Regions from separate parts of the Homo sapiens genome. Here all the other regions are linked to region 1. Evidence: read pairs that join two places in POLR2A ChIA-PET (ENCODE). Cell type or tissue: A673. All regions are shown on one strand. Each heading gives the region's core, and the rest is flanking DNA. Links, peaks and the distances in the headings are about the cores only.

Region 1 (10,692 bases), core at 3,459-8,458:
TGGCCATCCCAATGTCAGATAAAGTAGACAAGAGGCCAGGCACGGTGGCTCACGCCTGTAATCCCAGCACTTTGGGAGGACGAGGCGGGAGGATCGCCTGAGGTCAGGAGTTCGAGACCAGCCTGACCAACATGGCAAAACCCCTTCTCTACTAAAAATAGAAAATTAGCTTGGCGTGGTGGTGCACACCTGTAATCCCAGCTACTCAGGAGGCTGAGGCAGGAGAATTGCTTGAACCTGGGAAGCAGAGGTTGCAGTGAGCCGAGTTTATGTCACTGCACTCCAGCCTGGGCGACAGAGCAAGACTCCATTTCAAAAAAAAAAGAAAGTTAAACTGAAGACTGTTAAAGTTGTTTATAAAAATCAGATATCTGTGGATTAAAAAGTAGACAAGACAAAGATTATTACCAGGTAAAGCGGGACATTTCGTTGGACAACTCATGAGAAAGACATAACAATCATAAATCCGTATGCATCTAATAACAGAGCTTCCAGATATATAAAGCAAAATTGGCCAAATTAAACAGAGAAATGTACAGTTTACAGTCATAATCTGAGATTTTAATACCCCTTTCTCAGTAACTGATACAATTACCAGGCAAACAAAAACAAAACAAAAACATTAAAGATGCAGAACTTCTGAACAACACTATCAACCACCAAGACCTCATCCATATTTGTAGAACACTCCACCCAACAACTGTAGAATACACATTGTTTTCAAGTGCAAATGGCATATTCACCAAGATAGACCATATGCTGGGCTATAAAACAAGTCTCAATAAATTTAAAAGCTTTGGAATCTTACCATTTATGTTCTCTTACCACAATGAAATTAAACTAGAAAGTAATTAAAACCACATATTTTAAAACTCAAATATATGAAAATTATACAATGCACTCGTAAATAATTCATTGGCCATTGTCATTGCTCAAAATATTTCAAAGCCATTTAGCAGGTACAAGTTATGACGTGAAACAGGTTGTGATTTGAACAAAACGCTAGAGGCCAAAGTGAACAGTTTTTCTAAAATCCATGAAAAAACTTTAAGGTTGGTCCAAAGCAAGATACATGATCAAATATCTCATCTGCTATTTTATCCTCAGCATCAGAATTTTAAAATCCTTTGTTGCAAGCTAGTTAGCCTGGTACTCTCCTATCTAGGCTGCTAGAAGCATATACACAGAAAATTCATCTTTCCCTACTCTGTAGCACCTGTGTTACTCTCTATTCTCTGAAAGTTTTAGATATGTTGTAAATAGTCATCTCTTAGATTTCCTTGTATTTAGAAAAGTTGTTTTTTGGTACTACAACAAAAATTGTTGTTTGGTTGTAATTGTTGGTGAGCACACTGGAAAAAAGAAAAAAAAAACAAATACATTTTCACTTTATTGCTCACTAAGATAAAAAAATCAAGAAAGACCAGTTTTAGGACTATACTTTTCACTGTGTTCCCACACACTTGGGAATGAGTTCAGATTAGCTGTCATACGGCTATAGGGCACTAACATCTTCTATCCTCTTACATCAGGTAAAACCCACTGAAGGATGCCAGGACATCTTTCTCCAGAGATATTTGCCAGTTTTAATCAGCTTTCAGGAAAAATGAAATCTACCATCTCACTAATCCCTTATCCTGTGCCAAAGCCTGGTCCTGCCTCAGTTCTTGTCTGCTTGCCCTTATGTCCCCTTGGGAATGTGTTCCAAGATGTTTTGACACCTGAAGTTTGGGTTAGGTCAGTGTTCCTAAGCCCAAGCTTGCATCCAAATCACCAGGAGGGCTTGTCAAAATAGATTGCTCAGTCCACCCCCAGAGTTTCTGATTTTGCATGTCTTGGGGGGATCCTGACAGTCTTCATGTCCAGCTAGCCCCCAGGGAATATCAATGCTGCCAGTCTGGAGACTACACTCAGAAAACCATGAGGATTTCCTGCTAAAAAGAAAAGATAATGCTACGAAAAGGTCTAAGATTCCTCAAAGGATTTAGTTGGTTGTAAAACATCAAGGACTGCTTCTTCCCTGGGGACTAAAAAATAATAATAATAAAAAAATCAAGACTATTTGAATTGAGACATTTCCCACTCTCCTGTGCCTCTTAAAATACTTTAAAAGTGTTTTATTTTATTTCATTTTATTTTTTTATTTTGAGACAGAGTCTGGCTCTATCACCCAGAGTGGAGTACAATGGCTCTATCTTGGCTCACTGCAACTTCTGCCTTCCGGGTTCAGGCTATTCTCCTGCCTCAGCCTCCCAAGTAGCTGGGACCACAGGTGTGAGCCACCACACTGGCTAATTTTTGTATTTTTAGTAGAGACGGGGTTTCACCATGTTGGCCAGGCTGGTCTCAAACTCCTGATCTCAGGGGATCCACCCACCTCGGCTTCCCAAAGTGCTGGGATTATAGGCGTGAGCCACTGTGCCCAGCTGAAAAGTATTTTTAAAAATACAAAATAAAAATACTTGAAAATACTTAAAAAGTAAAAAAAAACTTTAGGATTTTATGGGAAAAAACCCTCAGAAGCAGAAAGTCAAATATCACATGTTTTCACTTTCACAAGTGAGAGCTAAACAATGGGCACACAGGGACATAGAGTAGAAGAATAGACACTGGAGACTACGAAAGGCAGGGGTGGGACTGAGGGGTGAGAAATTGCCTGTCGGGTACAATGTATGCTATTTGGGTAGTGAGTACACTAAAAGCCCAGACTTCACCACTGTACAATCTATGCACCTAAGAAATCTGCACTTGTACTCCCTAAATATATAAAAATTTGTAACAACTTTTAAAAAAGAATAATTGGCATTGTTACAGAGCCTGGTTAGACAATCCTCACAGTAAAGTTCTTTTTGCTTCCTTTGAAAACAAATAATAAGAGAAAGTGTCAGGAGTATTTTATAAATAAATTATGGGCCCACAGTGTATTGGCTCTGTTCCAGGGAATGACACAATCAATAATGATGTGTCGTTGTTTAGTGCATTAATCCAAATTCTCATGAAGTAGCAGTCAGGCTGTGGCTCCAATGCTGAACTTGTTAAAGAAGGTATAGGAAAAATTTAGGATGAATTTTTGATCAACTCTTTAAAAAGGATTTCTTTTTTTTTTTTTTTTTTTTTTTTTTTTGAGGCGGAGTCTTACTCTGTCACCCAGGCTGGAGTGCAGTGGCGCAATCTCGGCTCACTGCAAGCTCTGCCTCCCAGGTTCACACTATTCTCCTGCCTCAGCCTGTCGAGTAGCTGGGACCACGGGCAACCGCCACCACACCCGGCTAATTTTTTGTATTTTTAAGAGAGACAGAGTTTCATCATGTTAGCCAGGCTGGTCTCGATATCCTGACCTTGTGATCCGCCCGCCTCAGCCTCCCAAAGTGCTGGGATTACAGGCGTGAGCCACCACCTTTGGCCTAAAAAGGTATTCTTCTTAACGCACATTCACTCACTTAGACATTCGAACTTTACGGGACACCAACTTCCTGCCAAGCTATGTGCTACGCTATATGGCAATTGCAGATACAGAGTTGAACAAAATACAATCTGTCTCCTTAACTGAAGACATAACGGACTTCAGAAAGTCAGCACAGAAATGGAGCTTAGTAACCATTCGGCCCCGCAGTTCTCCAAGTGTGGTTCTGACACAGAATAGTGTCATCCGGGAACTTGTTAGAAATGCAAATCCTTAGACCCCAGCCCTACTGAGTCAGACACAGGCTGGCAGGGGTGCAATCAACTGTAACAAACCCTTGGGTGATCCTGATGCATGCTGAAGTTTGAGGATCAGCAAGGTAGCCCAGTCATATTTTACTTTCCTTAGGTCACAGACCACTGACTATCTGATGAAAACAGAGTTTTGCAGATTACTTTGGGTGGCTCACACTATTGGTTCAAGGCTGAATCCTGTCCAAGCTCTTATTTTTACAATTAAGCAAAGTAAATACCAAGAGTTAAGTGACTAGCTAATTAGTTTAACAGCAAATTAAATGGCAGAATGGGGTCTTCGCACTCAAGCCAATCAATTCCAAGTTCCTATCTCTACCCCTTCACTTACAACAGCAGCAAAAGTCAAATGTGGGAAGAAGTCCAAAGGACTGAAGCCACAGTCGTTTATGATTTCATTAAAAAAAATCTATCTTGCCCATAAAGATGTGACTACTTTTCCAGAGAAGACACGGATGATTTTTTTTTTTTATGATGAGGAAAACCATGTGCTCCAAAGATTATCTCTGAAAAACAGATATGTACCTAGAAATTATTCTCTGCCAAGAACATAGTGCAACATTCAGGCTCATTAAAAAATAATGTTCTCATTTCACCTGTTCCTGCTGAAGGAGCTGGGCATTATTGTTGCTAGGTCAACTGTGGCTACTTAATCACACACCAGAAAACAACTAAACACAAAGAACAACAAAAAAGGTAAAACAAGGTTGAGTAAAAGAAGACATTAACAAAATAATATTAAATGCATCCATTTCAAACACAGGCAAAAATAATCCAGGATCATGATTTCTTGGGTGGAGGCTGGGGTTGGGAGAGGTAGGAGGAGGCTAACGTTCAATTTCTTCACTGGATCGCTGATTACCCAGGTGTGCTATTTCCATTCAAGCCAAAGACTTAGATGCACTTTTCTATATGTTGTATGTCAATAAAATAGTTAAAACGCACATAAAACCAAGATGTAAAGGTTTCAATCATGCAAAGATTAGTTCTAAAAAGGTGTTTTATGTGGAAGAAACATTTTACACCCATTTATTCCACAAGAAAAGGTGTACCAAGGTATATACCGGGTGTAGGGTATACCAGGAGGGACTTTGAAGTCTATCATTTCTCAAAAGTACAGAGAGCAGAAAGGAAATAATTACCATTAGTTCAGAGAAGATGTGGTCAGAAACACTGAATCAGCATGAGCTGGGAGGTGTTTTAGAAATTAGTAATGGGACGCACATTGTCTCAAGCCAAACAATTCTATGACTATGCAAGACATGATATGTTTCACGATTGTTGGTTTCTTGGTTTGCAAATGAAAGATTTTTATTTCCCTCTACCCCAACAAAATTTTGCAAATTGGAAACTGCTGAATTCCAGAAGTTTCGAAGTGTAGCGTTCTATTTTTAGACACTAACATAATTTTAAATTTCTTACTGAAATGATACTGCCTTGAACTATGCCCAAAATGGGAGTAAAATGTATTTAAAAGTATACATGCAAATCCAGAAAGTGACATCACATTGTGTTAAAATGTTCAAACCCTTTAAGCCAAATTCCATGTTTTTTCTAAATAACCATAGATGAAGAAAAATTTATATAAAGGTATATTTTAAATGCTAGTTTTTAAAAGCAAAAAGTTAAAGATACCTTATACAGAATTCTGGAATAATTAAATAAATTGTGACCCTTCTGGACCAAGAACAATGACATGTTCAAAAATCATGTTTTTGAAGAATAGTTATTGATATTGTAAAAATACAGAGTATGATTAAGGAGCAGGATATAAAAATAATATAGAATAAGCACATTAATTTTAAAATTATGAATGTATCAGATACTCTAAAGAAATCTAAATAGGTGTGAAGAGTAAAAAGAAAAATTATTATTTCCCTTTCTTCGTCCCATCACTGTCCAAGATACATGCAGAAATAACATTTATAACAATTATTAGATAATATTTTCTCTTTTATGTATTTATAAGGGTAAGGTATACATACACATAACTTTTTTGATGAAAAAAACATTCTTTAAAACTTGCATTTTTCCTTGAACAATATATTATTAACATCTTTTTTAGTTTACCTTAACTTAAAATCGCTATCTCAAGTTTTGTTTGGGAAAAATACTTCGTGCTAGAAAATGTCAAGTAGTATTCTAAAACTGTTCGAGTCATAGATTAGAAATGCATATCATGGGACCACCCTGCTTAGCTGCTTCCAGATTCCTGACCTACAGAAACTATGGCAGAAAAAATGTTTAAAAAATGTTTATTGTCTAAAGCTGCTAAATGTTAGGGCAATTTGTTTCACAGCAAAAAAAAAAAAAATTTGTTTCATGATATAGATTTATGATAATTTTTAAGGTAGTCGTTTCCTTCCTTCCTTCCTTCCCTCCTTCCTTCCTTCCTTCCTTCCTTCCCTCCTTCCTTCCTTCCCTCCTTCCTTCCTTCCTCCCTCCTTCCCTCCTTCCTTCTTCTCTTCTTCCCTCCCTCCCTCCCCTTCCTTCCTTCCTTCCTTCCTTCCTTCCTTCTTTCCTTCAGTTCTTTCTTGAGGCAGTTTCTCTCTTGTTGCCCAGGCTGGAGTGCAATGGCACAATCTTGGCTCGCCAGGCTGGTCTCAAACTCCTGACCTCAGGTGATCGACCTGCCTTGGCCTCCCAAAGTGCTGGGATCACAGGTGTGAGCCACCATGCCCGGCCAAGTGGCTTTTTTCTTATACACATTTTACATCTACCAGCCTGTCACTAATACAGTGATCAGTGCACATAGGTCTTTGGGTACAACTGTGGAATGATTTCTAGAAATGGAGTGCTGGATCAATGGACATGCATTTTTAAAATCTTGATGTTTATTGCCAGATTGTAACTGTAAAGGCCATATGTGAAAATAACTCACTTTTCATACAACTAACGTTATTGATTTTAGTAATTTTTTCTGACTTTATTATTTTAAGTTGTACATCTCCAATTAACAGTAAGGTTGAGCATCTTTTCATTTTAATTATCCATTTGAATTGACTCATCATACTCTGTATATTTTCAGTTAAATTCTTTATTTTTTCTTATTTATAGAAGCTGTTTATATTTTATTAACTTTTATTTTTATCCATCTGTTGAAACTCTACTGATCCCGTATGCATTTGGTGTTTCTCATTCATATGCCTTTCAGTATAGACACATTTTAAACTTTCTATATTCAGAGCTTTTTTTTTTTTTTTGCTTTTGTGTCTTGTTTTCTCTATGTGAAGGCTATAAAGACATTTCTCTGTTTTTTTAGGGCTTTCATTGTTTTACCATTAGGTGAAAATTTTAATTTTTAATTTTTTTAAGACAAGGTCTCACTCTGTCACCCAGGCTGGAGTGCATAGCATGATCACACCTTATTGCAGCCTCAACCTCCAGGTCTCAAGCAAATCCTCCTGCCCCAGGCTCGAGAGTAGCTGGAACCACAGGTGGTGCCACCATGCCCAGTTTGTTTGTTTAACTTTTGTAGATATGGGGTCTCATTGTGTTGCCTAGGCTGGTGTTGGGCTCAAGGGATCAAGGGCTCCTCCAGCCTCCTGGGCCACCCAAAGTGTTGGGATTACAGGTGTGAGCCACCATGCCTGGCAAGGTGAACATTTTTAATTTATCAGATATTATTTTTGTGTATGTACTACTGTGGTAGCCAGTCTCCAAGTTGGCCTGAAATTATCCTGATGTACTGGTATTCATGCTCTCACTCAGTTCTCATATACATTATACAGGGCTGGTCTACGTGACCAATAGAATATAGTAGAAGTGATGTTATGTCACTTCCCATATTAGGTTATTAAAGGTGACTTCCTTCTTGGGCTCCTTGTCTCTCAGATTACTCAGTCTGGAGGAAGCCAGCTATTATGTCATGAGGTCACTCAGGCAGTTGAGTTGAGGTTCTGGCTAAAAGTCAGCAAGAACTGAGGTCCACCAACAACCTTGTGAGTCACCCTGAAAGCAGATTCTACAGCCCTGGGAAGACAGCGACTCCAGCCCATGGCCTGACGGCAACCTCATGAGGCTGAGCTGAAGCCACCCAGCAAGCCAGTCCCAGATTCCAGATTCCAGACCCACAGAAGCTGTGGCATCACATATGTTTATTGTTTAAAGCTGCCAAATGGCCAAATGTTAGGGTAATTTGTTCTATGGCAATGGATAACTAATTTAACTACTTTTAAAATAGAAACTGGTTTTATTTAAAAACAAACAAAGAAACAAACAAAAAACAGGAAATTGTCTTTCAGAGAAAGACAGGGCTTTTGGTTTGAAGATTCATTACTGAGTCCCTGCTGTTTGAGCATTCCTCTCCCCTCCCCATGCGTGCCGACCTTACAATCACTACTTCAAGTTTTGTTTGGGAAAAATACTCTGCGCTGGAAAACGTTAAGTAGTATTCCATAGACTTCTAGTTCCATGTTGGTTCCATTCTAAGCCCTTGGATAACTGTGCTTTTTGGTTACCTTGGAAATGCTGGAGCCAACAAAGTTGTTGGCTCACATTTTTTACTCATATTCTGCTGAAGTGGAGCAATAACTCTCTTACACATTGACATATAAAAACACATAAAAGTTGACATAACATTTGTAGCATGTTTTCAATATTTTATCTTTAAATTTTGTCAGTATATTAGAGATGCATATTTAACTTATTCAGTTTATAGAATATGCTGGCCATGTATCCTAACTGGCAGTCAGGATGTGTCAACTTAGTTGGCCAAGTTTATTTTTCAGTTAAAATTTTGCATTTTTTCAATTCAAATAAACACATTAATAGACACTCATGGTATAATTATTATTTATCTTCAAAATTACAATTTTTAGATATATGGAAGGGGGCAGGAGCAGTGACTTGCGTCTGTAATCTCAGCACTTTGGGAGGCTGAGGCGGGTGGATCACCTGAGGTCAGGAGTTCGAGACCAGCCTGGCCAACATGGTGAAATCTCCGTCTCTACTAAAAACACAAAAATTAGCTGGGTGTAGTGGTTCACGCCTGTATCCCAGCTACTCCGGAGGCTGAGGCAGGAGAATCGCTTGAACCCGGGAGGCGGAGGTTGCAGTGAGCCAGTATCATGCCACTGCACTCCAGCCTGGACAACAGAGCGAGACTCCATCTCAAAAAAACAACAAAAAAAGATCTATTTAAACAGATATTACTCTGTCCATCGCTGGGGCAGAGAACTTGACAGTGCTCTAACTAGGCAGAAAGAAAGACATTTATCAAATATTTAAAAGATAGGAAGACTGGTCCAGTACAGTGGCTCACACCTGTAATCCTAGCACTTTGGGAGGCTGAGGTGGGCAGGGTGCTTGAGCTCAGGAGTTCAAGACCAGCCTGGGCAACATGGTGAAACCCCATTACTACAAAAAATTTAAAAATTAGCTGGCTGTGGTGGCATGTGCCTGTAGTCCCAGCTACTTGACAGGCTGAAGTAGAAGGATTGCTTGAGCCTGGCTGGGAGGTTGAGGCTGCCATGAGCTGTGATCATGCCACTGCACTTCAGCCTGGACCACAGAGGGCACGAGCCCCTCTCAAAAAAAGAGAAAATGATCTATCATTTTATGAACATAAATAGTGGTCGAGTCATATGGAAAATATTTTTTCTTTTCTGAAGACAAACAGGAAATCAGAAAACCCTCTTTAGATACAGGATGATGATACAACAATGACAATTTTCCTTTTACTTATCTTAATGAGTACATGGGTTACTAATGTACCATCCTTTTGTTTCAAGTCTTAGATAAAATGTTTCCTTCTTAGAGATTACCATCACCCTAGCACCAGGGCAGTACCTTAAGCTTTCCAAAAGTTAAAAAAAAAAAAAAAAAAAAAAGACTTCTGTATAAAGTTTTCCTAAATGTTCAGATGTTTCGTACTGTTATGAATACTACTGAGAGAAGAATAACTTAAAGGATAAAATAACTTAGCCATAAATAAATATAAACAAAGACCTAAACCTATATACATAAATCTTTAGCTCTCCTCTAACTAGGGAGAAAATAGTGCTGAGGAAAACGAGCCATGTGAATCATATATTTATATGCTTAATTATTAATAATATAACCATGGTATTATTAATAAGACCAATGTGCGTGTATTTGGGGGTTAACTTCTCCTTTGCCATGAGGATAACTGAAATGTATTACTCATGAGATGAGAGAAACAGAACAGTTTTCTGTTTTTTTTTTATTTGAGACGGAGTCTCGCTCTGTCGCCCAGGCTGGGGTGCAGTAGCACAATCTTGGCTCACTGCAAGCTCCGCCTCCCGGGTTCACGCCATTCTCCTGCCTCAGCCTCCCGAGTAGCTGAGACTACAGGTGCCCACCACCACACCCGGCTAATTTTTTGTATTTTTAGTAGAGATGGGGTTTCACTGTGTTAGCCAGGATGGTCTCGATCTCCTGGCCTCATGATCTTCCCGCGTTGGCCTCCCAAAGTGCTGGGATTACAGGTGTGAGCAGAATAGTTTTTAATAGATGACAAGAAATATAACCATTCAGTATTGTGGATGGAAAGAGAAAAAACACCAAAATACTATCTGTGTAAGAAGTCACGTACAGGAAAGAAATAAAAGCTCTGACAATATAAGCCCAGATTTTTAAAAAGCCATTTATTTTAAAAAACTGGTTTGTCAAATCACATACATGAGCAGATACACAACTACCAAAGTGGCCTGTAATAGACACCAGTGGGGCGGTCACCACACAGTACCTGAAAAATACAGCTAAAAAAGGAGGAGTCTGTTGAGTATTTAATTTCAGATCTACTTGACTCCTTGTTGAATGGCTTTAAGTTAGCATATAGTGAGTGAGAGGTAGAGTCCCAAGTATAATAGCTGATGCCTCAGGGCTCCATTTAAAAACAAAACAAAAACAAAACCATTTCTCCCTCTGCACAAGGGAAGCCTATCCTATTTTTTTTTTCCTTTGCGAAAACAGAAGCCAAGTTTCTCTTCTCAAATGGTTCAGCATTCCCAATCA
Region 2 (10,692 bases), core at 1,921-6,920, 480 kb before region 1:
TATAACAGTGTAGTGTTCCATGATTATATGTACCACATTTTCTTTATCCATTCCACTATTGGGCTGAGTAGACTCCATGTCTTTGCTATTGTGAATAATGCTGTGATAAACCAAGTACAGGTGTATTTTTGGTAGAACAATTGATTTTCCTTTGAGTATATACCCACTAATGGGATTGAATGGTAGTTCTAGTTTGATGTATTTGAGAAATCTCCACACTGCTTTCATAGGGACTGAACTTATTTACATTCTTGCCAACAATTTATGAGTATTCCCTTTTCTCTGCAACCCCCCCAACATCTGTTATTTTTTGGCTTTTTAATAATAGCCATTCTGATGAATGTGAGACAGTGTCTCACTGTGGTTTTCATTTGCATTTCTCTGATCATTAGTGATGTTGAGCATTTTTTAAAATGTTTGTTGGCTGCTTGTATGTCTTCTTTGGAGAAGTGTCTGTTCATGTCCTTTGCCCACTTTTTAACAGCGTTATTTGGTTTTCTTCTTGTTGATTCTAATAATTTTGATTGGCAGTAAATAGAAGAGGAATTGAGTGGGAACAAAGGAGTCTTGCTAGTAAGAAGTGGGAGCAGAGGGTCAAATGTTAGGTTTCCAAAATCAGAGACATTGAATTCAAGTTGAGCGGCCATGGAAACCACAGTTGTGAAAGTTCTGATACTGAATGGGGACAGATGGGGAGTAAGGGCACAGGAACTTTGGTGGGCCTTGGTATATTGATTTATTTTTAGGAAAAGAGTATGTTCGAAGAACTTCTTTTGAGGGTTTAGCTCCATGTTTCCTTGAAGGTAATATCAATTTATTAGCTTCTAATAGCTCTACCTTGACCCCTGGCCATCCAGAAATTTCTTTCATCTTACCGTTTTATCTTCCAGACATTGCCTTGTCTCTTTTGATTGTAGTTTAGGTGCCTCCCTTTCCTTCCCTAATTGTACACCATTCACCTCACTGCCCCATGGAATAGAGGGAGAAGCTTTCTGGCCCCATAGCATTTTGCTATACAAAGCTCTTAATCCCCAGATTTCATAAAGTGGCCTAACAGAATTAGGGGCATTGTTTCAACTTTTGCACCAAGGTCAGTTATTCCTTTTGAGAACCCAGGGCTATTTTAGAGAAACCATATTTGGTGTACTCTTTTTTTTCATATATCTTTTCCTGGGTTCGGAAATTGATTTGATTAAACTTTGAGATGTAGCATAGGCTGATGTGAAAGCGTACAATAGTACAATTAACAAGTACTCAATGAAGGACCATTTCTTCAACTTTTCCATTTGTCAGACTCTAAACTCCATTATTTAAAAAAGTATGCAAAGAGTACAGGATTAGGAGTCTAACATACCTGGGTTTAAAACCTGTATCTGCACTGACTAGTTCCATGATCTTGAGCAAATTGTGTAACATCTCTGAGTGTTAATCTCCTCTTTTATAAAATAGGGTTAATAATACTCATAACATAATGTGAAGGTAAGCAAAATTATTTACCTAGAGCACCTTGCTCAGCACCTGGCATGGAGTAGGAAATAAATACAATAGGTTTTATTAACAATCTTAACAAATGGCTCTCTGTTCTAATTTGGTTATATTGTCATTAATGTTCCTTTGTGTAGAATAATAACAGCAAATGTTTATTGAGTCTTTAAAATGTGTTAGACATTATTCAAAACGTTATCTTATTTCAACTTCACAATTACTCACCGAGCTTGGTGTTATTGAGATCTCAAGGTCTATAGATGATAAAACTGAAATTAAGTAATTTTGCTCATCTTATAGGATTAAGGGGTGGAATGAGCTTTGAACTAAGAGTTTGACTGCAGAACTCATGATCTTAACCATGTCTCTACACACTATGTTGCTCTTCCACTAGTTCTGCTTACAGAATCAACTTTAGAACTTGTCCAATACATCTGTAACTGTTTTTTAATAAATCATATACATATGGTTTTGCAGCATGCTTGGTTTCAAGGTTTTGAGCCTGGACATACTTGCCAAACATGTGTAAATTGGTTGTGTGAAAAAGGGTACTTGAGGTTAAACAGTTCACATTTAATTTCATTTGTATTTTCCTAAAGCTTCGTGCTTAATCTTTTGAATTACAAATACCTGACACTTCAAACTGCTTGCCTAATGCCAATCTTTCATGTGATAAGCATAGTCTTTCATCAAGGTCTGTGGTGAAGACTGCCTTCCATAAAAGCCACACTATAGGATCAAATTTACAATATTTGATAAAAAAAATTAAATATCATAGTGATCAATTGAGGGCCAATTAAAATCGTGGTTCACAATTGTTGCATATCAAATTTTAAAACAATGCTAAAGGGAGTTTTCATATATATGGATGGGAACCTGGAAGGAGGGAAAATGCCCTCCACATATATTTCATATTAGATATTCAATATTAGACGTATTATCAATAAAGCAATTCTTATTATAGGCATATCTTATATGCTTAACAAAAATGACTATATCATCCTCTTGCTTATCATATAGTCTCTTGTCTCTAAATCCCCTTGTGTCTAAGGCTAGCATTATTATTTTTTCTATTAATACTACTCTCCAAATTAATTATCGTATCTCTGAATCATTTCCTACATATGGTACCAACTAGTAGCCCCTCCTTCTTAATCCTCACCTCTATTAGCTTCTATAATATTCAACTTTTTCTTCTTGAAATACTGATGAATACCAGCGACAGTGTAAGTTATGTAAAACAAAGAATAGAGGGCCTTTGATCCTTCCCTAAAGATTTGTACAATATAATCAAGATATATGCAAAAAAGTGTGTGGTACAGTGAATCTCAGAAGCATACGCAAGGTCAAAAGCATGCATATAGCTCAGAGTCGGGGATGTTTTCCTCTCTGAAGAGGAGTTGCAGTGAGGGCTTTACAGGAAAGTTGGCCTTCCAGCTGTGTACTAATGGATACATAGAACCTTGCCATTTGTACCAAGTGGAGAAGAACCATCCTAAGCAGAAGGAGCAGCAGGAGCACACTCATACAGGCATGAAACAATATACCATGTTTAGGGACATAAAAGTAGTTTCCTATTTCTAGGTGATAAAGCAAAATGGAGAGAGCTCCAGAATCTCAAGCTAAAGAGGTGCTTAAAACTTATATTAAGAGTAAATTTTTATGCTTATAAACATCATCAGATTATTCACTCATTTGTTCATGCATGCAAGCATGCATTCAAAAATTTTGTGACTATTTACTACATATCTGTCTCTTTGACAGGTCCTTTGGCTTCCCTGGGAAACACTGGAATAATTATCTCGAGCCACAAATAAAATACACTAACAATAGTTGATGAGCTAAAAAAAAAAAAAAATTACAAAAAAATCTCTTGTATGTAGAAAACCCTAAAGACTCCACAAAAAACTGCTAGAACTAATAAACGATTTAGCAAAGTTACAGTATATAAAATTAGCACACAAAAAATCAGTTGTGTTTCTATATACTAACAATGAACAATCTGAAAAGTAGATTATGAAAAGTGAAAGAAAACAATTCCACTTACAATAGTATCAATAGCATCAAAAAAAAAAAAAAGGAACTTCGCCAAGGAGGTGAAAGACTTGTATACAGAAAACTACAAAACATTGCTGACAGAAATTAAAGAAGACATACAAAAACGCAAAGAAACCCTGCGTTTATGGATTCAAAGTCTTAATCTTATTAAAACATCCACACTACCCAGTGATCTACAGATTCAATGAATTCCCTATCAAAATTCCAATGGCATTAATTTTTTTTTAATTCTAAAATTTGTATGGAATCTCATGGGACTCTGAACAGCCAAAACCATCTTGAAAGAGAAAAGCAGAGCTGGAGACTTCACACATCTTGATTTCAAAACATATTACTCAGCTACGGTAATCCAAACAGTGTTATTGGCATAAAAACAGACATATAGAGCAATAGAGCAAAATAGAGAACCCAGAGATAACCCTCACATATATGGTCACAAAGGTGTGAAGGTTACACAATAGGGAAAAGGTAGTTTCTTCAACAAATAATGTTGGGAAAACTGAACATCCACCAGCGAAATAATAAAGTTAGCACCTTACCTTAGACAATACACAAAAATTAACTCAAAATGGATTAGACTTGAAACCATAAACTCCTAAAGGAAAACATAGGGGGAAAGCTTCATAATACTGGTGTTGGCAATGATTTCTTCAATATGACACCAAAAGCACAGACAAAAAAAAAAAAAAGCAAAATAGACTACATTAAACTTTCAAAATTGTACACAGCAAAGGAAACAATCAACAGTAAAAAGACAGCATATGTAATGAGAAAATATTTGTGAGCCATGTGTCTGATATGGGGTTAATACCCAAAATATATCAAGAGCTCCTACCACTCAATAACAACAAAAACAAACAATCTAATTTTAAAATGGACACAGGACTAGATATTTCTACAAAGATATACAAATGGCCAGGAAACATATGAGAAATATTCTGCATCCTTATGATCATTAGAGAAATGAGAATTGAAACCATAATGAGATATTACCTTACATTGTTTTTTATTTTTATTTTTAAGTCAAAAGAGGAAATAAGTGTTGGTGAGGATATGGAGAACCTAAGACTCCATACTGTTGGTGGGAATACAAAATAGCATAGCCTCTATAAAAAGCAATATGGAAATTCCTTTTAAAATTAAAAATATAATTACAATATGATCCTACAAGCCCACATTTGTGTATATTTCCAAAAGACTTGAAAATAAGATCTCAAGGGAAAAATTGTATACTCATGTTTGTTGTAGCATTAGGAGGTGAGTGGGAAAATGTAAGTCAAAGGTTATAAAGTACCAGATAGGTAGGATGAACACATCTAGAGACCTAATGTAAAACATGAGGACTATACTTAAATACTGTACTGTGCTCAGGATTTTTGCTAAAAGGAAATTTTAGGTGATCATGTCACAAAAACAAAAAAGGGTAACTGCGAGATGATAGCTATGTCAATTTGCTTCACTATGGTAACCTTTTCATTATCTGCATGTATATCTAAACATCATGTATTAAACCCTAAATATATACGGTAAGTTTTTTTAAAACACTTCAGACTCGGTGACACTCACTAAGTTTGCAAGGGATTTAAAGTTAGGAGGATAGATCTAATTTCAAATTCTACATGGACTCATTGTAGGACAAAAGTATATCCTGCTTGTCCTATATTTGCCTTTTTTTCTCTCCTGGTGAAGATAAGGAGTACCAATCACCAAATTATTTTATCCAGTAGTCCTTCGTAAGTATTGGTTACCTTCACAGTGAGGGTTTCCTGGTACCAATTTCAGATTCACCAGTTTGTTAAAAGCCAACTCTTCAATAAAATAGATTTTATTTTCCCATTAAGAAATCTCCCCTCCAAAGAAAAAAGTTTAAGATATTTCTGATGGAAAAGATTGGTGAAACTTATTTATTGTAGAAAGAAATAAGAAATTTGGATATAAAAATTCTTAGTATTCAATTCTATTATTTCCTATATTCTCTTGTATCCTAAATATGAAGGAGTAGTACTAAAGAGAACTGCTTTTTAAATGACCAAACTTTGAAATGTGTTCTTCAGACACAAATCAGCTGGACTACAAATCAATGTTATTTTTGACTTAATATTTTGTATTCTAGCCTTTGTTAATAAATGTAGTTTAGAGAATTGATCAGTATTAACTTAGCTGAATAAAAATGAAATCACAATATAATGTAGTTTTATAACTAAAGTAATTTTACTACAACCTATTTGTTGATATTCATGTTCAACAATTTTTTAAAAAGCATAGAAATATGCTATCCTGGTTTTTTAGAAAAGGTTTATTAGACATTCAGTTTCATGAGGAAATTGATAGGAAAATTTTCCAAGTTTTGATTCATTGTAATTTTGACTAATTGCTCTCTTGCTGTGAAGATGTGAAAATCTCCAGCTTTACTCACCTCAGCATTGGGGTGAATTAATATGCTTATATTTAGATGGTTCTACATTCTACAATCTGATTTTTTAGAGGGATATATGAGCCATTTGAGACCATAATTTTTTTCTGACAAAAAATAATTGACAAATTCCTTTAGTATCATGGATTAACTTCTAGAAATTATTAAGAACACCCCCCTCATAACCCCCCTGAAGCTCATAGAGTTTTGCTAAAGAGCAAGAAATTATTGAGACATATGCAGTGGTCAGCTCAGTTTCCTTCTCCCCCACCCACTTGATGGCAGGCAGGGTGCTCCTAATCAGACCTTACAGTATATATCTAGTAAGAGCCAATCAGATGACTTATTTGATGACTCTGTGAGCCTGTCATGTAATAAAGCTGATTCCTTTTCTCCTACCAGAAAACATGACTGAAACTGATGGCTTAGAGCTAAGTGAAAAACATATTAAACATGTATGAACCATTTGGGGCAAATTCCGTTTGATCCTGATGTATCATTATAACTTGAATTTTCTATCATCTTTGTTAAAGATTTATGATTTAATGACTTAAAGCCAATCTTAGTATGTCAATAAAATATGAAACTTTAATAATCAACAACAACAACAGTAACAAAAAACCTATTTACTTCTATTTTACTTGGATAAAACAAGGTGTAAAGGTCCCAGGTGATGGCAGTGTGGTCCCACATGTCCTGGCCAGGAGATATCAGGATGGGGATAGAGGTCGGGAATCTGGGCAGACCCCTGAAGCTGGTGGAAGTTGAAAAATGGATGGACAAAGGAGAAGCCAAGTAGAGGGAACCATGGAGCCAAGTGTCCAGAAAGCAGAGCCAGGATAAGGAGATGATCTGAGGATCTGTAAGTTTCATATTATCAAGCCAGTCATGATTGGAACATGAGATAAAAGCAAGTCTAAATGAGAAGGCACTAGTGTCAGAGAGAAAAGCCAGCAGTTTTCAGGGTACTGCTGCAGAGCCGTGTAAGTGGTGGGGCCAGGACAGTGCTAAGAATCTGTGACAGAGCTGGGACTCAAAACCAGGATCCAGGGCTGGACACTTGAGGGTCAACAGGGCCAGGGCTGAACCCACAAAAAGAATGCTTGTAAGGCTGTGTGTCTGAACTACTGGATATACTCCCAATATTTTCTCTAGCCCTTAGTAACCTGTCACCCTGAGACAGGACATGCAGGCCAGGGCTGAGCAGACATGTGAGGGCTTAATAGGGATGACTTCTGCGTTTAGAAAATTAGGAGACAAAGATAGAGACAGGCCAAGTGTAGAGGGATAATCTCAAAGACCACATCTGAGAAATGAGGCCCCTTTTTATAGATTTTGCTTTTCTTTAAAAGTATAAATCCTTTTCTTAAAAAGTGTAAATCTTGTCAGCTTCAAGGAAGAAACCTACTACCATTAACCTTTTCAGTTTTCCTCCCAGTTACAATCCAAGCAAAGCCAATTCACAGCGAAGCTGAGAAGTTTAGAAAGTTTGCCTTCTGTCTTATTCTCTCATTTTTGCAGCATTTTCTTCTCTCTGGTATAGTTATTTAATATATCCTGGTTGCTTCACCTCCCCGCCTCAAAACAGAGTAGGAGTTAAAAGCCATACTGTATGCTTTTGATTGAATAAGTGGCTATAATCTACTGCAGTGTAGTCTTAATGTGTTACCTCAAACGTAAGTTTTATTTTCAACAGGGTAGGCTTTTTTTTTCTAATTGCTTAAAGATATGAACCTTACCCTTAAGAAGGGGAAGTGGAATGAACCATATGAGTCAGTCAAAGATAGTCCACAGGAGGCCAGTCCGACCAAATCACATGTTAGACATACACTCTTGGAAACTGAAGAAAGCACGGAGAAAGCCATGACCTATTTTTTATTTTGTTGGAACTTGAAAGTTTTTTTTTAAATGAAAGTACTAAAGAACTCCAAAAATACATAGTAATGATAAAACAATCATATATCTATTATCAGGAAGCATAAAAATCATACAATAATCTAGTCCAGAGAGCATCATTACTTTGTCATCATTACTAAGTATTCCTTTTATAAGTAAATGTCAGTTCCTGCAACATTAGATAATTGTAGTTTAGAAATGAGTAATCTAATTTATTGGCCATGGCAGAGATTCAGCTCTTTGAAAAAGCATAGTCATTTTTAACCTTCTCATTGTTTATTGTTATGCATCTGACAATGGGATTTAATTTTTAGATATTTAAGCCTTTTCCTTATGCAACAATACCCCAAAGGCAGTCATTTCTGATGGTATTTGGAATCCCAAATCTTAATTCTTTTCCAGGAACAATGGAAATAAACAACCGATTTTAGGTGTTTCCCTATTTCCTTATTAAATAAAACCTTTTCACTTTGGCAGGCCTGCACTCTCTCTGTGAATGCTGGTTTATTTCCCCATTAATTGTCTTTCTAATTTTAATTAAACAGCCTTAAAGTGGCAGCAAAAGACACCTTTAATGTTTGTTAGTTCTGTTACTCTAGAAAGAAAAGAAGGTTTAATGTATTGCTTTAAATTCAACACACACACATACTTCTGATTGGGTAACACTAGGCTTTAAAGTACTTAAACCGAAAAGTAATTTCAAAATAAACATTCCTTTACTCTTTGGACTATTTGAAAATAAGCTGCCAGCATGACTGCCAAATGTCCCCTCTGAGTCTACATGTACATAAAAATATTTACCAAACCGTTGAGTCCACATCTCTATGAGGACAACATGCCATTTCTGATATGAGCTCTGGGGACTTAATGGCAGATATTTAGTTCTCAGCTGTCTTTAGCACATCCAATCCAATATAGTTGCGTATTACTTCTGTCTTTGGAGACAACCTAAATGATCTTACATTGTTAGAAATCTGTATCATTTAGATAAATAAATTTCAGATGTCACCTTTTTTCTTGGTGCCATTATGGTTATTTATAGTCCCAAATGAATTGTTGCAAATATACATTATAACTTTTATAATACATAAATTACAGTACATACATCTCTAAACTGGCTTGAGGTTAATTTTTAAATTGAATCTAGCAATGTGTGAATTTTCAAAATAGATTTAATGTTTTACATGAAAATTTGTTTAACTGCTAAGTTCATTTTTAATTCATTAGTGTGCTTGATATACTATCTTTAGAGGCAATTATTTTAACGACAAATTACATTAAATCAACAAATAATTTTTTTAAGCATCAGGGATTTCCTCTTTAACACTTTTATTGATTTATAATTAAGCCTATCAAAAAGACATTTGTTAAATGAGACTACAAGAACTCACAGATCCCATTTCTGAGTATAACATATTCATTTCATATTGACCTGCTTTCTTGTTCTCAAAAATTGTTTTTGCCCAACTTTGCTTAGAGGATTGCTTTTTATCACAAGCTATACTTAGGCTGTCATATTGAAAGAATATTTTAAATGCCACATTTAAAGTGACAAAGTTGGCAAGCCCAGAAAGAAACAATAGTGCTAAGAGCAAACAGATGTCTGTATCTGGGTGAGAGCTTTTCTCTCTAGAGGCAAATAAAATAGATAATAACCCTAAGTTGCCAGAATTTGACATGGTGAGCCAAAACCTATCAGGAGACAGTGAAATTAATTTATACAAGTCAGAAAGTAGTTTTTGAATGTATGGCAAACGCTTTGGTTTTGACTTTAAATGCCTATTCTGATCACTTTCAGATTGTTTCTGGCACACTCTAGATAGAAATTGTTCCAGCTAATCAGACCATTAGCAACTGGGTCAACCTTCTGAATCATACATCTTTGGAACTGCTTGTATTCATTTAGTTTGTCACATGCATTCTGTTTGTGATTTATTGAGCATTTTTTTGGTAAGAGCTCGATAGTTTTTAAGAGGCACTGTGTCATTTCTCAAAAGAATTATACTTCATGAGCACTAGCACAAGCTTCCCCAATTATGTGCTTTTAGCATATCCCCAAATTGGACTCTGACTGCATTTTTTTTTTCAGCAAAAGTACATACTTCATTTTTTTTTTTTTTTTTTTTTTTTTAGACGGAGTATCCCTCTATTGCCCAGGCTGGAGTGTAGTGGCTCAATCTTGGCTCACTGCAACCTCTACCTCCTGGGTTCAAGCGCTTCTCCTGCCTCAGCCTTCCTAGTAGCTGGGACTACAGGCACATGTCACCATGTCCAACTAGTTGTTTTTTGTTTTTTTGTACATTTTTTGTAGAGACGGGGTTTCACCATATTGGCCGGGCTAGTCTTGAACTCCTGACCTTGTGATCCACCTGCCTTGGCCTCCCAAAGTGTTGGGATTACAGGCATAAGCCACCGCACCCAGCCACATACCTCATTTCTCCAAGAACCCTCCTTTTCTGAGCTTCTTAACATCCACAGTCATTCCCTTCTATAGAATATACAGAAATGAGGTTAGCATTGCTTCAGGCAACCAGTCATTGCAAATAGCGTTCCTACCCCTTAGTATTATGTATACTGAAACAGAAAAGCAAGCATAAAATTTCATAAACATAAAAAGGGAACACTGCCTAAAACACACATTAATAAGTAATGTACTTAAAATATTCTGTGTGATTTTTATATTTGAGGGGTTTTTTTTTGTTTAAAATTTCTTTCTCAATGAAAACTAGTCAAATTAAAAAAGGAACGAACTAACTCAAACTTAGAAAAAAAATCTTATGAGAGTTTTCTCGTTCACATTCTGCTTTCAGAGGATGCTATAAATTTCACCTCTGCCTCTG
Region 3 (10,692 bases), core at 3,407-8,406, 1.3 Mb before region 1:
TGACTTTTGTTAAATTTAAACATTTAATTTTTATCTCCCTTCCTTGTATTTTGTTGGCCCCTCAAATGACCTCAGATTTATATTTTTAAAATGTTGTTATTGTCCTTTTTAGGGAAAACCAATAAAATATCTGCATATATGTGTGGGGTGGAGAGGGGTGGTGCAGAGCACCATACCTAGATTTATCATGTGAAATTTCTGATCTCCAAGAAAAAATCACTAAGAATTTCTAAAGAGTAAAACAAAAACAAGAAAGTTTTAAAGAAACAATATTCAGATTGCTTTAAATTTTTCATTTGAACGCTTGGGCTGTAAGCAAAATGGAATAATTTCCTCACAGTTCTAAAGGAATATTATTTTTCACCTAAATTTCTGTGCTTAGCCAAACTATCATTGACATATGAAGACAATATTAAGGGACTCAGAAACTACTACCACTAGTGTTTCCTGAAAGTACTTCTTGGAGATACTGAAAACAAAAAATATATACAGCCAAGAAGAACACATAGAATAAAAGAGATGGTGGTAAGCAAAAAAAGAAGTGACACTGACAGAAAAATAATTTTTATGAAGTTACTGTAAAGATTATGGCCGTTATTAAGGTAAAACTCACATAAAATTGGGCCACATCATGAAGCAATTTTGAGGCTGGGAGGAGTTAGGGTTAGTGTAAATTTATTAAGGATCTTGTCTAGTTTTGGATGGAGGTTATTAACAACAATCATTCACATTATAGAAAAACCTGAGTTTAAATAAGGTATTTTCTAAAATTCAAGGGCAAGGAGCAAGCCAGAGAAGAAAAGAATGGGATAAATAACTTCCAAACTCCTAGAAAGAAAAAGAAGGTGGAGCAGGGGGGTGGGGGGGAATAAGCAAAACTCAACAAATTGAGCTGAAGATAGGAAATAAAGAAAGAAAACATAGCAAAGATAAAGTACCCAATATATACTATCACAAAAGTCAATAGGTTAATTTTGTAAAAGATACATTATTAGATTGGGTAGCTAAAATACCTAATAATATGCTATTTATAGGACACACATCTAAAAAGTTTGGTATAAAGAGATAGAGAAAATATACAAAGTAAATGGTAACAAAAAGAAACAAGCAATGATAGATTTAGTCAAAACAAAAGTGGAATGTGCTTTGCTGATTAAACCCACCAATAAGTTATAATCATCATGAATCTTTATCTACCTAACAACTCAACATGGAAATAGAAAAAGAAAAGTGAATCAGCGAGAATATAAGAAGAAATGGAAACGCACAATCATCATAATCAAAGAAGGAAATTTTGATAAAACTCTCATAAGTTATCAAGAAAAGGTATTATAGGGTTTAAATGACTCCATTATCACAACTTAATATAGAAATTAAACATAATTTACATTTCAAGTATGCATGAAGCAAATATAACAGGTTTCACAGGTTTTAAAGATTTTTTAAAAAGAAAAAATACATAATAGGTCATAAAAAGTCTTAATAAATTTCTTAAAGAAATGTATGTAGACTATATATAGTATAGTAGCATTACTACTATCATCTTAACAATATTATGAAAAAATAAAACTATCAGTAAAATAGGAATAGAACAAACCTTGCTTGACCTGCTAGAGAAAATCTGGTATAGACCTAATTAAGGACATACTTAATGATGAAACATTGAAAACATTCCCATTAAATTTCTAAACCAATGGGAAAGAGGCAAGGAAAAAAAGAGAGGTATCAATACCAGAAGGAAAGAGCCAAAACTTTCATTATTTGAAGATGTCATGATTGCCAACAAAAAATCCAACAATCAAAAGAAAAACTCAGAATTCATAAGAGAGGTCAGTAAAGTGAAAGTATGTAAGATAAAATGACATCTTTCCTAAATACCAGTAAAATATAATTTTAAAACATAATTGAAAGAAATGTTTCCACAGCCTAAAACAATAAAATCTACAACATGACCAGTAATAAATCCCAAAACTGTAGGATTTGTATGAAAAAATGTTGCCAAAGGATATAGAAAATACCTGAATAAGTACATTATAAACTTGGATAGGAAGAACAATATTGCAAACATGATAGTTTCCTATCAAGTCAGTGTGAACCTAATCAAAATCTTAAAGGGATTTTTTTTTTTTTTTTTTTTGTCAGAGTCTCCCTCTGTCACCCAAGCTGGAGGGTAGTGGCCCAATCTTGGCTCACTGCACCTCCGCCTCCTGGGTTCAAGTGATTCCCCTGCGTCAGCCTCCCCACTAGCTGGGATTATAGGTGTCTGCTATGACGCCCTGCTAATTTTTGTATTTTTTTTTTTCAGTAGAAACGGGATTTCACCATGTTGGCCTTGCTGGTCTTCAACTCTTGACCTCAAGCGGTCTGTCCTTCTCGGCCTCCCAAAGTGCTGAGATTATAGGTGTGAGGCACTGTACCTGGCCAAAGGGATTTTTAAGATAAGAGAATTTGACACAAGCTTATTTTAAAGTTCATCTGGAAAAGTAAATAAGCAAAAATATTCAACATCTTTTCTGTGTCACAATACATTAAAACATTTCAAAGCTACAGTGATTAAAATGTGGTATTGATGCAGGAATGGACACATAAATTAATATTGCAGAATGTATATTCCTGAAACAGACTCATGTATACTTACAGGAATTTAGTACACACATACCCTATTTAGTGGAGGGACTGTGTTACTGGAAAGAGGTACATAACTGAATCAACTCTATCAGAGAATTGCTATCACAAAGTCCCTATGGAGATGCTTTCCTGATATCCTGCCTTGGCAACCACTTCTGCGGTCTACTCAGAGTCTCCGAAGTGGGGATGAGACTACTACCTTAGTTTTTTCCTAGCTATCTTCATACAATTGTTGGTCAATCTAGATCACAGTGATGCTTAGGATGGCCTTTTTAATGTCAGTTAGCACTTACCAATATCTAGTTTCTCCATGGTCTTAACCTTCTGCTTCCTTGATTGCATCCTGGAAAGTGCCTCTTCAAAAGCCTCTCCAAGGCTTCTACTTTTAAGACCCATTGTAACACTATTTTCTTGCTTATATGAAGCATATTCAACATTATTATTTCCACATGCTTAATCAGTCATTTGGGACAAACTTCTCTACAAAATACAAAATAAACAAAAGACAGCCCATTGAATAGTAAATAACACATGCTGCAGAACATATTCACCCTATGGTAGCTAAGCAGTGGGCCTCCTAGCTGAGGCTATAGTGTTCTTATGCTTATTGCCTGAGAACTGTTTTATACAGTTCGTCACACTACACACGAATTCCCATTGGCTGAGAGCTCACACCCATATTTAGAGAAAGAGAGAGAGAGGGAGGGAGGATTCTGTTAAAATGTCATTAAATCAACTCAGGAATCGTGGTACATGCCTGTAGTCCCAGCTACTCCAGAGGCTGAAATGCTGAGATGAGAGAATCACTTGAACCCAGAAGTTAAGAGACCAGCCTGGGCAACATAGCAAGACCTCATCTCTTTAAAAAAAAAAAAAAAAGGCATTACCTCAAATATTCATATATATGATAAAACTGGCATATTATAGATAAATAAGGCATTGATCAATCAATAGGATCAATAGGGCCAGATAACTAGCTACTGATTGGGAAACCACAGCTTTATCTCATCCTTAAATGATGTACGAGAATAAATTCCCTAGGAATGGTTATAAAAAACAGAATTGTAAAGCATGAGAAGAAAATGTGGAATCACATATACCTTTATAGTTAAAAAGGCCTTTTTTTTTTTTTTTTTGAAACAGGGTATCCCTCTGTCACCTAGGCTGGAGTGCAGTGGCTAGCAATCTCGGCTCACTGCATCCTCCATCTCCTTCAGGATCAAGCAATCCTTCTGAGTAGCTGGGATTACAGGCGCATGCCACCACACCTGGTTAATTTTTGTATTTTTAGTAGAGATGGGGTTTCACCATGTTGGCCAGGGAGGTCTTGCACTGCTGGACTCAAGAAATCCTCCCGACTCAGCCTCCCAAAGTTCTGGGATTACAGGTGTGAGCCACCGCACCTGTCCAAAAAGGCCTTTTTAAGAAGGATATAAAACTTAGAACTCATAAAAGATAAGATTGAAACAGGACTTCTGTGATTCTACAGCCAGAAACAGACTGATACTCAGCTACAAATGTGTACTACCCTTTGAGAGAGGATGAATGACTCTAAGGGCAGAGTGGCACAGAGGCCAGCTGGGGCTGCTGAGGACAGCCCAGAAGCAGACTGAGCTGCCGCCATAGGCCCAGAGGCTAATGGAGCCATTGCTGCAGACTCAGAGGCTAGAGCTGTGGCCCCAGCAAGTGGAGCATCATCTTAGTCCACCCAGACTGCTGTGATAAACTACCATAGACTGCGTAGCTTATAAGCAACAGAAATTTACGTCTGACAGTTCTAAAGGATGAAAAGTGCAAGATCAAGGTGCTAGAAGATTCTGTGCCTGGTGAGGGCCCACTTACTGGTTCATGGACAGCTGTCTTTTCACTGTCTTCATATGACAGAGGGGTTAGAGAACTCTTGGGGGTCTCTTTTATAAGGGCACTAATCCCATTCATGGGGGCTCCACCCTTATGACCTAATCGCCCACCAAAGTTTCCACCTCCTAATACCATCATAGTAGGGGTTAGGATTTCAACACAGGAATTTTGGGGAGACACAAACATTTTGTCTATAGCAAGCATCAAGCCACATATAATTAGTCTTAGGTCTTGAAACTTAATTAAATTTCTCCTACTAGATTTCAGAGTTGGGACTGACAACCTTTTTATTCCTTCCAATTTCTCTCTTTTTGAATAGGAATGTATAAGGATATATATTGTAAACCCAATTCATGCATAAGGATACGCAATGCCTGTCCCACTCTTTTACTTTGGAAGTAGATAACTTGTTTTCTATGTTCGTGATCCAGAGATAGAGAGGAATTTCTGCCCCAGGATAATTTATACCCATAGTCTCACCCATATCTGATTTAGATGACAAGATCTGAGGCTTTGGAGCTGATAATATTTAGGTGAGATTTTGGACTTAGTGCTGATGTTATCATGGGCTGAGACTTTTGGAGATGTTGAGATGAGGTGAACATGTTTTATATGTGGACAGACATGAAATTTGGGGAGCAAAAGGGATAGTAGGCTGAATAGTGGCCCCCAAAAGGATATATCCAAATCACAACCCCCAGAACCTGTGAATGTGACCTTATTTGGATAAAAGATCTTTACAGATGTAAATAAGTTTAGGATTTTGAGGTGAGGTAATGCTGGATTTAGGGTGGGCCTTAAATATCATTATAGGAATGAATAGGCAAAAGAAGGTTGGAGAGACAGAGACACAAGGGAGAAAGTCATTGATGATGGAGGCAGAGATTAGAGTGACACGTCTACAAGCCAAGAAATGCCAAGGACTGCCAGCAGCTGCTAGAAGCTAGGAAATAGACTCTCCCTTAGCGTCTCCATAAGCAACCAACCCTGCTGACACCTTGACTTTGGACTTTTAGCCTCCAGAGAATAAATTTCTGTTGTTTCAAGCTACCCAGTTTATAGTAATTTGTTACTGCTCCCCCGCCCCCCAGGAAACTAATACAGATTCTGGTAGCAGGAAGTGGAGTCCTGCTATAACAAATATGTAGGAATGTGGAAGTGGCCTTGGAATTGGGTAATGGTAGAGGCTGAATGAATGCTGAGGTATATGAAAGAAAAAGCCTAAATTGCTTTGAAGAGACTGTTGGTAGAAATAGAGTTGTTAAAAGAGATTCTGGTGAGGGCTCAGAAGGAAGAGATGCTTCTCTCATCTTAGAGAATGTATGTGTCCTCGCAGATTGTTGGTAGGAATATCAACATTAAATATGCCTCCAGTGAGGTCTCAAAAGAAAATGAAGGGTATGTTATTTGAAATTGAAGGAAAGGCTGTCCTTGTTATAAAGTGGCAGAAAACATGAATGAATTGTGTTTTACTGTTGGGTGGAAGGCAGAACTTCTAAGTGATTAACTTGGATATTTAGCTGAGATTTCCAAGCTAAGTGTGGAACATGCAGCCTGGTTCCTCCTTGCTGCTTATAGTAAAAGCAGAGAGGAAAGTGATAAATGTGGAAGGAATAAAGTAAACAGGAACCAGAACTTGATGATTTGTTGAGTTTCTTAGCCTATCCAGATGGCAAAGAATGTGAAAATCAGGAAATTCATTGTTAGAAAATCATGCTCTGGATAGAAGGCCAAGGGTGTGGCTAGATAACCTTTTCCTGAAGAAATTAAGTGTGTGACTCATAGGTCTAGTCAACCATCTCAGCAGAAAGAAAGAATAGCGTCTAAATAGACTGATAGAGTACTAAATAGCTATTGTGCTTTGGTTGATTTTTTAAAATTGATATAAACCTTACCTAATGATAGGCAAACCTAGGAATAACTAAGTAGGCATCTAAAATACCAGCCTAAGGATTTTTCATTTATTTAAAAAAGCAATGAGAAGCCCTTGTAGCTTTTTAAGTGGATTTTCAGTAGATGGCTGATGCAATGAAAACTACTTTCATTTTTTTTATTTTTATTTTTTTTTTGAGACAGAGTTTTGCTCTGTTGCCTAGCCTGGAATGCAGTGGCCCAATCTTGGCTCACTGAAACCTCTGCCTCTCCGGTTCAAGCCTCTGCCTCTCTGGTTCAAGCGATTCTCATGCCTCAGCCTCTGGCGTAGATGGAATTACAGGTGTGTGCCACCGCACCTGGCTAATTTTTTGTATTTTTAGTAGAGACAGTGTTTCACCACGTTGCCCAGGCTGGTCTCAAACTCCTGGCCTCAAGCAGTGTGCCCCCATTGGCCTCCCCAAAGTGCTGGGATTACAGGCATCAGCCACAGCACTGGGCGAAAACAGTACTTTCTAAAGAGAATTCAGCAGTATTGTGCAAACTGAACTGTACTGGAAAGATTCTGCAACTGGGAAACTACATGTGCCTGGGTGGTTTCCATTTTGAGAAATTGGGCCTAAACAATATTTTTTTAGTGTTATAGTAAACAAAGAAGCCTTCATTTTTTTCTAATCCCTAATGCACACGGGAGTTGTTTACGGGAATTTAGTCTGGGTATAAATTTCTAAATGTAATGCTGACAGAATCTCTTATCAATGACATGATTAATGATGTTTTCTTCAGAGTGGCTTCAGTTAGTGTTTATTAAGATGCTTCCCAAATCCTAATTCTATTTCAAAGATACAGTCAGATGATTATACTTATGAGTACCCTGTAAGAATGAGAAAAGAAAAGGCAGTGATTGAATGGTTTTAAATAACACATTTTATCCTGATTAATTATTATGCAACTAGTGACTTTCTTCTTCTGTTTTTATATGCATCATTCTCTTTCTTTCTTTTCTAGGAAAACCATTAATTTTTTTCATCTTGATTTCATTGCAAATGCTATGTAATGACTGGCATAACTCACTGCTTAGGGCATGGGAAGGGAGCCTCCCTTTTGCAACATGAAAGAGTCTCTGGTTGTGGAATAGGCAATGAGTAGTGTCTGTTTCACAGACTGAAAATTGTGCTTTTCTTCTTCGTCCTTGCTTACTGATATGGTTTGGCCATGTCCCCACCCAAATCTCACCTTGAATTGTACTAATCTCCATGGGTCAAGGGTGGGGCCAGGTGGAGATACTTGAATCATGGGGGCGGTTCCCCCATACTGTTCTTGTGGTAATGAATAAGTGTCATAAGATCTGATGGTTTTATAAATGGGAGTTTCCCTGCACAAGTTCTCTTGCCTGCTGCCATGTAAGATGGGACTTTGCTCCTCATTCACTTTCCACCATGATTGTGAGACCTCCCCAGCCATGCAGAACTGTGAGTCAATTAAACCTCTTTCCTTTATAAATTACCCAGTATTGGGTATGTCTTTATTAGCAGTGTGAGAACAGACTAATACACTTACCATTTGGCTTTTCCACTTAATAACCTACCAGTTAAGGAAGGATTAGAAAAACTAGCCCTGTGAAGGTCTCCAGGCATATTAAGATATGGGAAGAACAGCAAGAGCAAAGGCTTTGAGGTGGGAACATGCATGAATTACAGCAACATAAAGAAGTTCAGTGTGGCTGGAGTAGAGTGAGCAAGAGACACAGCAGAATGAGATTAAGTCCGCAAGCTGGGGCAGATTCAGATAATGTAGGTAAGCTATCACATGCTCTAAACTTCTCTATCTCCAGTCACCATCAAATTGACCTTTTTTATTTTAATTTTTTTCAAGACAGGGTCTCACTCTATTGTCCAAGTTGGCATGCATTGGTGTAGGTCAGGGCTTACTGCAGCCCCGAACTCCTGGACTCAAACAATCCTCCCACCTCAGCCCCTTGAGTAGCTGGGACCACAGGACTATCACCATGCCTGGCTAATTTTTAAATTATTTTCTTTTGTAGAGAGATGCGGTATCACTATGCTGCCCAGACTGGTTTTGAAATCCTGGGCTTCAGTAATCCTCCTGCCTCAGCCTCCCAAAGCTCTGGGATTTTGGGAGTGCACCACTGCACCTAACCTCAAATTGATCTTTTGTTTGCTCCTTGCTTGTTAGTGCTCAAGTCTCTACTAGGAAAATTATGTCTTAAATTATTCCTCATTAATAAGAATTTTATCTTTCACAGGAGCTTTCTGAAAACACTGGCAACTCATACATTCCCAAACTTGCCAGGTCATCAAATTCTTGGCTTCCCACTCTTGACTTCCCGAATCTTCAGATAAGAGGCTTGGAAAACAACATTTTTAAATGATTATCTTCAATGATTCTTATGATCTGGCAAGCTTAGGAAACACGAAGCCTCAAAACCAAGACTGATTGAGGTAATTTTGAGTGCAGAAGACAGTTTTGAGCAGTAACATTCCAAAAGACATGCTACTTTACTAATACCTGTGGCAGCTCTGGTCAATACTTGAGCTGCTACTTTCCCCTACAATGACCATGGCCTTCATCTCTCGTGGATCCTAGAATTCCTTCCTGCTGACTTGAGACATGACCTCAGATTCTTTCTCCATGCAGGTATCCAGGCAGCCACTATCAATTGATAAGACCTGGCATAGAAGGCGAAACTTAAATGCCATCCCTCTCATAAGGTTATCACTAGACTAGGGCAACTTCTCAGCTGACTTTTATTTGGGGAAATACTAAATTATTACATTTTAAAAAGTTTGGGTTAATCTATGGGGTTAAACTTATTTTATTGACTCAGCAATATATACTGATGTAAACTTCACAACTGCAGTATCCGGAAAAAACGGATTATGACTATTTCTTTTATAACAGTTTATATATGCAGACATATTTCTGAAAGGGACAGTGAAAACAAAAATGAGTTTTAGAATTAGAGTTTAAGGTAAATTCTGGCTGTGCCAGCTATATTACCGTACAGCTGTATTACGGCGCATTAGCTGTTAATATTATAATATTAGCTGTACTATCAGCTATCTTAGTAACCAATTAATATATGTCTTTGAATCTTTGATTCTTCATTTCCACAAAAGAGACAAAATACCTCGCACAACTGCTGTAATTTAATATAAACGTTTATGTGTGAAACAGCTAGAAGAGTTTTGGTCACATTATGTGGACATGAAAAAAGCCTAGATTTTCTCCTTTTATTTATTTGAAACAGAAATCTCCATCCATTAGCTGACTCACTTATAAGACTCTTTGTGCGTTCCTCTGTTTGATTACAGAATTTGGGTAATACATGGAAATTTTAATAAACACCCTAAAATGCTATTTATGCAAAGTTTAATAGTTAATATATATTCAAACAAGCAAAATCTTTGAGTAACCTTTTTAATTCTTATGGGCATGTGCCCTAGACTTGTAAGGAAACCATGGAATCAAAGTCTCTTCGAGTTAAATGGGACCCTCAACATCATCGGTACGATGTACTGAATTCTTACAATAGATGAGAGAAGCTAAAATTGGGGCCTCATTTACAAATATGTTTGTCCTGGAGTTAATAAAGTATTGTCTAAAACTAAATTTTCTATTTCTTCAGTAAAGAGTAATGACTGTGAGTAATGTGCAGTCTTCAATTATTGAAGAAATATTAATTTATATTAATGATAAGGCAGGAAATTTAAGCTAACCCAAGAAAAACAGATGTAGGAAAAACCTATGCCCAAAAATGTTTTCTAAATAACTCAAGTAATCAGAAATGTAAATAAATAAGAAAATCCCATTCCTAAACATGAGAGTTATTCAAAATTATACTGAAGTTGAATGTGTACACCTCTCAAGTTTTCCCAAGTTTTGTCTTTCCTCTACTCCTTAAGCATAAGTACTTCTTCAAAACATATATCAGTAGGCTAAAATATCAAAAAGTTAAATTATAGGTTGTTGCTACCTGCAGTATTGCATCAGCTTCAAGGGTCAACCCCTATTTTCTGTCTCTCACCTCCCCTTCCTTGGCTATTCTCAAAGAAACTTGCTAGCTTCTCAACCAATCCTAACAAAAGCAGGCTCAAAACCTTTGAATCTGCAACCTGGTGCAGATTTTAAATTAACCACAGCAATGGAACAGCTACCCACAGTGGTGGTTCCATATGCCCTCTGTTTCTCCTTTACCACCAACGTGGCTAAGCCCAAGGTCTGCCATATGAGGACCCAGCCTCGGGTGTCTGGGCATTCCTTGGGTTGTCACCCTCTGATCCTCCCTCTTATGTTAGCCATTAGACTAGC

Evidence for each region. Peaks named below come from ENCODE experiments on the same cell type or tissue, not always from the same donor. Only the 100,000 strongest peaks of a DNase experiment are listed, where the experiment ranks them.
Region 2: POLR2A ChIA-PET joins it to region 1 with 5 read pairs; 2 of 35 experiments call an interaction of 5 or more read pairs at or near these places.
Region 3: POLR2A ChIA-PET joins it to region 1 with 5 read pairs; 1 of 35 experiments calls an interaction of 5 or more read pairs at or near these places.

The regions. Positions count from the first base shown.
Region 1 is chr7:16,706,133-16,716,824 of GRCh38, reverse strand. BZW2 (basic leucine zipper and W2 domains 2) reads right to left here. Exons shown (of 12, transcript NM_014038.3): 12 at 10,308-10,692. Among named protein-coding and RNA genes, the nearest start is that of TSPAN13, 42 kb to the left of the region's middle. In A673, for the core only: no CTCF peak of the experiment used is centred there; DNase peaks (open chromatin) are centred at 6,054, 7,764 and 7,784; H3K27ac peaks cover 4,904 bases.
Region 2 is chr7:17,182,899-17,193,590 of GRCh38, reverse strand. All of the region lies in intron 1 of LOC107986772 (a long non-coding RNA gene), which reads right to left. The region is part of intron 6 of LOC101927609 (a long non-coding RNA gene); the gene reads left to right. Among named protein-coding and RNA genes, the nearest start is that of AHR, 110 kb to the left of the region's middle. RefSeq lists an enhancer at 7,600-7,669. In A673, for the core only: no CTCF peak of the experiment used is centred there; no DNase peak of the experiment used is centred there.
Region 3 is chr7:18,015,263-18,025,954 of GRCh38, reverse strand. No RefSeq gene overlaps it. Among named protein-coding and RNA genes, the nearest start is that of PRPS1L1, 7.2 kb to the left of the region's middle. In A673, for the core only: no CTCF peak of the experiment used is centred there; a DNase peak (open chromatin) is centred at 6,194; H3K27ac peaks cover 880 bases.